2 separate regions of the Homo sapiens genome follow, and region 2 is linked to region 1. A link is a contact called in ENCODE Hi-C or POLR2A ChIA-PET data. All regions are on one chromosome and are shown on one strand. The core of a region is the stretch at or near the end of the contact, and the rest is flanking DNA. Distances in the headings are between cores, read along the strand shown.

Region 1 (4,635 bases), core at 1,719-4,218:
TCTCTACTTGACTGGGCCTCAGCCTCTGCTGTTTCCTCTCTGCTTAATCCTTCCACACACCTGCAGCCAAGTAGTTGTGTCAAAGGTCTTTAGGAGCCAGATGATCCCAGAAGGTGCATGCATTGCCATTCATTTTTGGGATTCATTAAAGAAATCCAAGGGGACCCAGAGGGGCACAGAATAGACTAGTTTTGAAGGAGGAAAGAGGCCAGTGTGGATGTGATGAAAGCAGCAGGTCTGAGCAGAGAAAACGCCAGAGAGAGAGAGAGAGAGAGAGAGAATGCACACACGCACTCGGGAGAGCAGGTGCTCTGAGCATCCAATAGGCAGCAGCATCTAGGGTGATAGATTCAGGCAAAGAAAGGAAGGAGCCCACAAATCAAAGCTCTTTCCTACATCAAAATTGTGTTACATTAGGCTCCAGCCACCCTGGCCTTTCAGTTGCTCCAACGCATCAAACTCCTTCCTACCATATGTGGTCCCCTCTGACTAGACAGGCTCCTTTTTACTCATTCTATAAAGCCAGCTTACAGGTCCCCTGCTCAGGGAGGCCTCGTTAGACTCTGTGGCCAAGTCCTGAACTATAAACTCCCATCCCATCCTTTCTTTTTTGTTTTTTAGATGGAGTTTCTCTCTCGTTGCCCAGACTGGAGTGCAATGGCACGATCTCAGCTCACTGCAACCTCTGCCTCCTGGGTTCAAGTGATTCTCCAGCCTCAGCCTCCCGAGTAGCTGGAATTACAGGCGTCCCCCACCACACCAGCTAATTTTTGTATTTTTCGTAGAGACGGGATTTCGCCATGTTGTCCAGACTGGTCCCAAACTTCTGGCCTCAGGTGGTCCGCCCCCTCAGCCTCCCAAACTGCTGGGATTGCAGGTGTGAACCACAGTGCCCGGCCCATTCTTTCTTTTTCTTAGCATCCCCATATTAGTCTGTTTTCACGCTGCTAATAAAGACGTACCCAAGACTGAAAAGAAAGAAAAGATTTAATTGGACTTACAGTTCCACATGGCTGGGGAGGCCTCAGAATCATGGTGGGAGGTGAAAGACACTTCTTATATAGTGGCAGCAAGAGAAAATGAGGAAGAAGCAAAAGTGGAAACACCTGATAAACCCATCAGATCTCATGAGACTTATTAACTATCACAAGAATAGCATGGGAAAAACTAGCCTCCATGATTCAATTACCTCCCCCTGGGTCCCTCCCACAACACGTGGGAATTCTGGGAGATACAATTCAAGTTGAGATTTGGATGGGGATACAGCCAAACCATATCAGTCCCCTATATAATCATAATTACTATAATGAATCTGCCTTTATTTGTATAAGATATCTCTTCTCTACTAGATGGTAAGGCTATGAGGAAAGGGATCATCTCACCCAGGATACTGGAGTGCAGTGTTACAGTCATGGCTCACTGCAGCCTCGAACTCCTGGACTCAAGCAATCCTCCCACCTCAGCCTCCCGAGCAGCTGGGACTACAGGCATGCACTACCATGCCCAGCTAATTTTGTAGAGATGGGGTCTCACTGTGTTGCCAAGGCTGGTCTCAAACTCCTGCCCTCAAGTGATCCTCCCACTTCGAACTCTCAAAGTGGTTAGATTACAGGTGTGAGCCACTATGGCCTGCCTCTAGCTTAGCTTTATACCCAACTGTGCCTGATAGCCTTTGGCCCTTTTAGTTAGGTGAGCCAATATGTTACCAGTTCATCCCCCAGAAAGTGGACTCTGAGGCACATTTTAAGGTGCAAAATATTTATTAGGGAATGATGTACAGATCAACACTTGAAGAAGGAAAGGAAGGGAGCCGAAGATGCAGAGGGAGGACTCAAGCCAAAAGCAGACAGCCTAGGCTGAACCCAGGAGAAGTCCAGGAGCTAGAGTGACCTTCTAGAGTTCCTGGAGTTGGGTGAAGATGACCAGACATTTGTACTCTGGCATTGATCATTCATTGACTGCAGGTTATCCCAGGAAGGGGTATGAACGTGGGCAACATGACTTCGCCACAGAGTAATCCTTGAAGGGGTTAGTGGTCACAGGTTGTCTGCTGTCTATGGCAGAGTCAAGTTAGAAATTCAAAGGCTTTCTCAAACCAGCCCGGGCAACATAGGGAGACCCCATCTCTACAAAAAATAGAAAAAATTAGCCAGGTGCAGTGGTGTGCACCTGTAGTCCCAGCTACTCAGGAGGCTGAGGCAGGAGGATCACTTGAGCCTGGGAGGTCGAGGCTGCAAGTGAGCTGAGATTGCGCCACTACACATGGTTACTATAGTGGCAGTAGAAGCCTTTAAATGGAGGATTTGTTCATTTCTCCACCCATCTGACCATTTATCACAAATATGTGTTGAGTGCCTTCTAGGTTCCAGGTACCCCTCCATAGCACAGGAAGAGCCTACTCATCACGCCACAACTGGAGGTTTCTTCAAGACTGGAGAAAGTATGTGATAGGGGAGGGGAATGGGTGACAGGACAGAGCAGTGAAGAAAGGGAATAAAAGTTCTTGCAAAGCAGAACCCACACCTACAAGAAAAGAAACAGCTAATGAATATCAACTATACAGAGGCACTCACTGTACATTATTTCATCTCCCCAGTGAGCCACAGATATTCCTGTCTCACTTTGCTAAAGAGGAAACTGGGCCTCAGAAAGCTGACATAACTCTGTCTCACGATCCCATAGCTCCAAGTGGTACCAGGTTCAAACTCTGCTCTCCCTGAATACAGGGCCATTTGCTCAACCTTTTGCCTGAAGACCTTGGCTCAGCCCTTGCTGGCAATTCATAAACCCACACACAGAGGGCTTCTAATGCAAGTGGGTTTTGTGGTGTCTAGGGAGATACCACTGGGGGCAGCCCAGTATTTAACAAACTGAGTCTGCACAGCCACGTGCTCCGTGCCTGCTTGCCCTGCAGGTGAGCCCAGCCTGCTCACCTGACCTGGCCTGACTCCTGATTGTGCTTTTTCCTGGTGAGTCAGCTCAGCCCTCCTGAACCCGGGCTGTACTCTGACTCCAGTGAACCTGGCCACAGCCACACTGGCTCAGCCAAGAGGGCCTATAACCCTTTCTCTGATGCCCTACCTACTCCTACATGAATGATCTCATTGAATAAAACAAGTGTAAGTGAGCTCATTTCCATGGAAATATCCAATCCTCCCATTGTCTGTGTCCTTCCATGAAAATATAAACTATCCTGCCGGTTGGTAAACTCCTTCTGGGCAGAGTCAAAATCTTATTCAACTTTGATTTCCAGTACCTAGTGCATTACCTGGCTAGAGCAAATGCTCATAGTGCATTCTATGAAAAAACGGAAACTGATCAACAGGCAAACAATAAGCAAAGCTACAGTCACTGAAAACTCAAATGACACCAACAAAAATTCCCATTTGCTCTATTATATCAGAAAGATCTAGATTTAGAATATGTTTTATCCACTTAACAAATGCATACTGAACACCTGCTAAATGCCAGGCATCGTGCTAGGTACTGGAAAGACATCATTGAACAAGAAGATACTGTTCCAAACATCATGAAGCTTAGACACTCGTAGAGGAAACCAGCATCAAGCAAATTATTGATCAAATGATGGCCACAGTGACCAGGAGAACAGAAAACAAGCATGGTGCTGTGCCTATGTGTGGTCGGTGCCGGTGTGGCCTCAGGGGCTGCAGAAGTTTTTCCAATGGAAGGGATTTTTAAGCTGAAACCTCTAAAAGATGAATAGAAATTAACCAGACAAACAGGAAACAACTACTATGACAACAGGGAGAGGCTCTGTCTGTCCATGAGTCTAAGGAACTGGAGAAGGTTTGTGCAGCAAGAGCACAGAGGACAAAGGAAGTGGGGCGGGTTGATGCTGGGTGACACAGGGTAATGCCGGGTGACACAGGGTAATGCCAGGTGACACCAGTTGATGCTGCTGCTGAGAAGCATGTGCCCAAGTTGTGCAGGACTCTATGAGCCATGACGAAGGATTTGAATTTTTTAAATAAAAGAAATTATAGGCCCAGTGCTGTGGCTCACGCCTGTAATCCCAGCACTTTGGGAGGTGGAGACGGGCAGATCACGAGGTCAGGAGTTCGAGACCAGCCTGACTAACATGATGAAACCCTGTCTCTACTAAAAATATAAAAATTAGCTGGGCACAGCAGCACGTGCCTGTAAGCCTAGCTACTCAGGAGGCTGAGGCAGAAAAATCGCTTGAACCTGGGAGGTGGAGTTTGCAGTTAGCCGAGATCACGCCACTGCACTCTAGCCTGGGTGACAGAGTGAGACTGCATCTCAAAAAAAAAACAAAAGAAAGAAAGAAAAGAAATGGTAAATCATTGATAGTGTTTAAGCAGAAGAGTGACAAAATGAGATTTGTGTTTTATTTATTTATTTATTTAATTTTATTATTATTATACTTTAAGTTTTAGGGTACATGTGCACAATGTGCAGGTTAGTTACATATGTATACATGTGCCATGCTGGTGTGCTGCACCCATTAACTCATCATTTAGCATTAGGTATATCTCCTAATGCTATCCCTTCCCCCTCCCCCACCCCACAACAGTTCCCAGAGTGTGATGTTCCCCTTCCTGTGTCCATGTGATCTCATTGTTCAATTCCCACCTATGAGTGAGAATATGCGGT
Region 2 (4,804 bases), core at 861-3,360, 160 kb before region 1:
CTTTCCTTGGCGCAGTGGGAAGGGTGGCTTCTAGAATGAAAAGGCTTACGAACTGGGTTAACTTTTTTTTTTTAAATGGGGGTCTCGCTCTGTTACCCAGGCTGGGGTGCAATGGTATGATCACAGCTCACTGCAGCCTCAACCTCCTGGGCTCAAGCGATTCTCCCACTTCAGCCTCCTGAGTAGCTGGGACTACAGATATGTGCCACCACTCCTGGCAATTATTTTTGTTATTATTTGTAGAGACTAGTTTTTACTATGTTCCCAGGCTGGTCTCAAACTCTTGGACTCAAGTGTTCCTCCCACCTTGGCCTCCCAAAGTGTTGGGATTGCAGGTGTGAGCCATCGTGCCCAGCCTGGGTTAACTTTTGAAGCAAGATTTTCTAACTTTGATTGCCTCATCTAATAAGAAACCTTTCAGGATTATAGTGAGGCTTCATGGAATAATGCATATGCAAGCAACATGTGTGCTCACAGGTTCCATACAAATATCAGGTATTGTTTGCCTTGGAAGCTATTCTTGGTGTAAGAATAAAGCAAGCTTTTTATCTACCTAGTAGAAAAAACAGCCAGACATCCTCACCACTGAGGGAAGACCAAAGAAAACCCTCCAAAGGCACAGAGATATTTGGAGATATTTGTTTCCCCAGGCTTTCTATCTTGTTGTGCACAGCCCAGCTGTTGAGGAGCTGCAGAGCAGCTGCAAGTCGGAAGGAAGTCCTTAGCTAGAACTCCAGCTCCTGTAAACACCTCTGCCTCTCAGGGATCACACAGTGGCCCTCTTTGTGCAGCCATGTGGCAACTCAGCAAACCAGAGGCTCCTTAACTTGAAACGGTCTAATTTTGATCTGCTTTCTCCATAGGAAGAATGTTATGATCAGAAATTATCTTCCTTTCCAGTGGCCCAGTGTACAGCTTTTTCTAAGAATGACCATGAAGGAGTTCAGGAAATGCCACCCAAAATATAACACTTTGGTGTGCTGATTACTTTGAACTGAGGACACTTGGGGAACAGCAGATGTAGGCAGAGGCATTCTCTGAGCTCCCCTTATCGGCCTAAAGACAGATCCTCCAAAAGGAACTTAGTTGTCACAAATATTCTCCCAGAAATCTTATCAACTGGGAAAGATTAACTCGGATCCCAAGAGGGGAGACTGGAGGTGATACCACACCCAGACAGACTGTCACCTCTTCTTCCGAGGGCTGCTGTGAAACAACTTGTATTAACTGAGAATTTCTGTGTGCATGAGAAAACCACCTTTATTCACCATTTATCTCTTCCCCTTACCTCCCATAACTCGTTGCCACCACCCCCCCGAGAAACCCTGAACTCCCATTCTTTTCTGTAGCTCAGGATCCTATGTGAGCTTTCATCATCTGACCACTTTGAGTCTCATATTTGTGGCACTCCCGTGTGTACATACATAATTAAATACAGTTTTCCTCCTGTCAACCTGTTTATATGTCAGGTTAATTTGTAGCCCAGCCATAGAACTGAGAAAGGTAGAGGGAAGTCATTTTTCATTCCCCTGCAATCACAGTTACCCCCATTTAATCGACTTCCCAAAGCAATTGCTATACAATATTCATAGAAAGTTGTTTGTGTTTAATAAATCTATGAAGGTGTAAAAATTACCTATCTCCTAAACTTTAATTTGTATTCTGGGTGAGGCTATCCATGTTTGTACCAGCAGATGAGAAGGGACTTTCAGAAGAGAAATTGAGTTAGGAGCCTGAGAGGGGTAGCAGAGCAGGAGAAGGGGCTAGGCTATGCCTGAAGCAGAAGGGGTTGTCTAATGGCTTGTTTAACGTTTTCTCTGTGAGGGCAGGAGCTGTGTGCCTGTCCTACCCATTTATTCTCAACATATTGTACTTAGTAGCAGTAGTACTCAATTAAAAATGTGTTGCATGGACTTTGTCGAGCCTGGGACCAGCAGGAATACCCCATTGGAAGGGAGCAGGGAGCCTCTGAGTAACGAGGTTGGAGAAAGCCCTCTGAAGAAGCAGGTCTGAACGCAGATATCAGAATGAGGGAAAGCTGCAAGAAGCCTGAGCTGGCAAGTGTGAATCATGAATTGCTGGCTGTTTTTAGTCTTGACTATAATATAGTCAGGAAGTAAGAAAGACCTTCATGTACTAAATGCTGAGTGTCTCGCCAACTTTAGAGGGACCTACCCGAGCATTTTATAAATATTAATAGAGTCTGACTGTAGACTGCTTGCCAATGGCCATGCCGGGTGGGAGCAATTACTGGTCCAGTCCTGATATGTGTGAACTGTTCTGCAGTTACTGGAAAACTTGCTCAGGCCTTGGAAACTTTATGCCCTGGAGATTGGGAAGAAGAGAATGCTTGACCTTATCCTCATGCAAAGGGAACATTTAGAAAGTCCTTAGGGTGCAACATAGAAACCACAGGTCACTGAGAAAGGGTGTCATGTTCGCATTCTGGGGGCCTCAGAACCAGCGCCAGTTGGAAGGGGAGCCCAGTTTTACTTGCTGCAGGGAACTATATATATATATAACTATATATATAACTATATATATATAACTATATATATAACTATATATATATAACTATATATATAACTATATATATATAACTATATATATATAACTATATATATATAACTATATATATAACTATATATATAACTATATATATAACTATATATATAACTATATATATATAACTATATATATAACTATATATATATAACTATATATATAACTATATATATATAACTATATATATAACTATATATATAACTATATATATAACTATATATATATAACTATATATATAACTATATATATAACTATATATATATAACTATATATATAACTATATATATAACTATATAAAAATATATATATAACTATATATATAAATATATATATAACTATATATATATAAATATATATACAAATATATATATATTTATATATATATATATCTGCAACTTGCTGTGAGTCAGAGCACTGCACACTGTTCAGGGTGAGGTTGCCTACTTCCTCAGTTGCATTTCAGAGGCTCTGTTAGTAAGTGCTGGTCTGGGAGCACAGAAAGGGATTGGGCCAGGCCACTCGGTGTGAGCAGAATCAGAGAGACCCTAGGCCTCTCTTTTGGGTGGGGCAGGGATGACTGAGGAATCCGAGGAAGAGGTAGCTACTCTGGGAATGTGTTGAAATGAGCTTGTCCAAGGCTTAGCACAAGGCAAGCCCACCCTGCCCTGCCACATGCTTCATCCTCCTAGTTTTCTGTACTGCTAGAGCTTCCTTATTCCTAGGGAAATCCTCTGATGGCTGTCACTAGTCTTTGCATTGGGCTCTGACACTAGTGGCACAAATTGCCCAGGGACTCTAAAAAGGGCTGGTGCCGATAGCCCCACCCATACCCGCTCAATCAAAACCCTTGAGGCTCATTGACCACTTGTTGGGGAGGTGCAGAACAAACAGGTAAACAGGGAACTGCAATTCACTGTGCAGTATGTGACCCCCAAGGATAAAAATACTAGCAGCTGCAGTTCATGGAATGCCTTGGTCCTATGCAAAACACTTGATGTGCAACGGTAAATTGAATCCCCCCAAAAAATCCTTTGGAATGTGAAGGTTGCTTATTAGGCTGATTTCAAAATTTTGCACACAGTTAAAAGCACAATTTTATTTGTGCATTTGACCCAAAACTTCCTCTGACCACAGAGGCTACAAGCCCTACCCAAGTCGTAGAACTCGGCCTTTGGGAATATTCTAAGTCTGGTAGAACTCAGTGTGGAGCACCGTGGTGCCCACGTGATGGATGCCCTGGAGTCTGGGTTGCTAGTGTTTTTTTGCAGCTTTGTCTGGTCTCGGCCTTTATGGCAGAATTACATTATTCAGCTGTAGCCTCTCCAAAAGGTTGAGTCAGCCTGGGTTTGCTGCTGGCGCCACGGAGCCCTAAGACTTTGCTGAGCCCTCACATAGCGCCGGGGAGGCACACCTACTGTCCACCTGCTCCCATGAGTCATAAAACTGCCACACTGCTACCAGGCCTGCCAGCCCTGCGTTTTCCTTCAGTTGCCACCCTGATGAGAATGAACTTAGCCATATAGGTCAGGGCACCAGGCAACACTTTTCCCCCAGCCTGCCTTCCTCTTGAAATGTGCTATTGGACAACCAGTTTGTAAAGCAAGGGCCAGGATGTTTCTGTTTCCATTGCTTTACACCAGGTGGCTAAGGAGAGAGGGCAGCAGGGCAGCCTAGAGGCCAACAGCTCAGGCTAGAGAGGAGAATCAATCCACGAACATATGATGGAGTAATAGGATTAGCAAGTGCCCAGACCATCACGATGAGACCAGGGAGAGGTCAAAGGAGGGAATAATAACGTTTTATTAATTATTTCAGACTGTAGGCTACTCATATATCCCACCTGACATTTACAGTGGATCTATCACGGAGAGTCTCCACTGAAAGTTTTCACTCTTTCATGAATAAAGACTTCCTTATGTGCCTAACACTTTCAAAACGATTCCACATCATGATAGTGTCTAAAAATAAGCACCCTTTATTCAAAGTTCTCTAGAGGAGCTCTCTTCTCATTTTCTGTTGCCAAGTCTTTGATCAGCCTAATAGTTGGGGGCAAGAGCCCAAAAGAAATGAAATCAAACCTTCTGTGAAAGTAGGTAGCAGTAATATTAAACTGACATGTAATATGCCTCCCATAGCAAATGCTCACTTTTGCCACAGGTCCCCTAAGTGCTACAAGTGTTTGCGTATTTGTTTCCTCTTAGGAAATCCTAGAAAAGTCTAGTTTTGTGTTATATGTTGG

The links. Hi-C counts contacts between places; a loop is a spot of excess contacts on that map. ChIA-PET counts read pairs that join two places held with the same protein, here RNA polymerase II (POLR2A). Pooled maps may share reads with other maps.
Region 2: a loop to region 1 is called in a map of motor neuron, with 3 times the contacts of the local background. The contact joins two enhancer-like sites. A Hi-C loop is called at or near these places in 2 of 168 maps with a recorded cell type or tissue (heart right ventricle and motor neuron) and 2 of 50 pooled maps. POLR2A ChIA-PET finds 5 or more read pairs at or near these places in 6 of 52 experiments (GM12878, H1, PC-9 and 3 more).

Annotation. Positions count from the first base shown.
Region 1 is chr1:67,550,809-67,555,443 of GRCh38, reverse strand. No RefSeq gene overlaps it. Among named protein-coding and RNA genes, the nearest start is that of LINC01702, 31 kb to the right of the region's middle. Within about 2 kb of position 2,968, at least 2 of the 41 ENCODE cell types and tissues checked have a DNase peak (open chromatin) inside an H3K27ac peak, as active enhancers do.
Region 2 is chr1:67,707,962-67,712,765 of GRCh38, reverse strand. The region is part of intron 2 of GNG12 (G protein subunit gamma 12); the gene reads left to right. Among named protein-coding and RNA genes, the nearest start is that of GADD45A, 25 kb to the right of the region's middle. RefSeq lists an enhancer at 3,943-4,443. Within about 2 kb of position 2,110, at least 5 of the 41 ENCODE cell types and tissues checked have a DNase peak (open chromatin) inside an H3K27ac peak, as active enhancers do.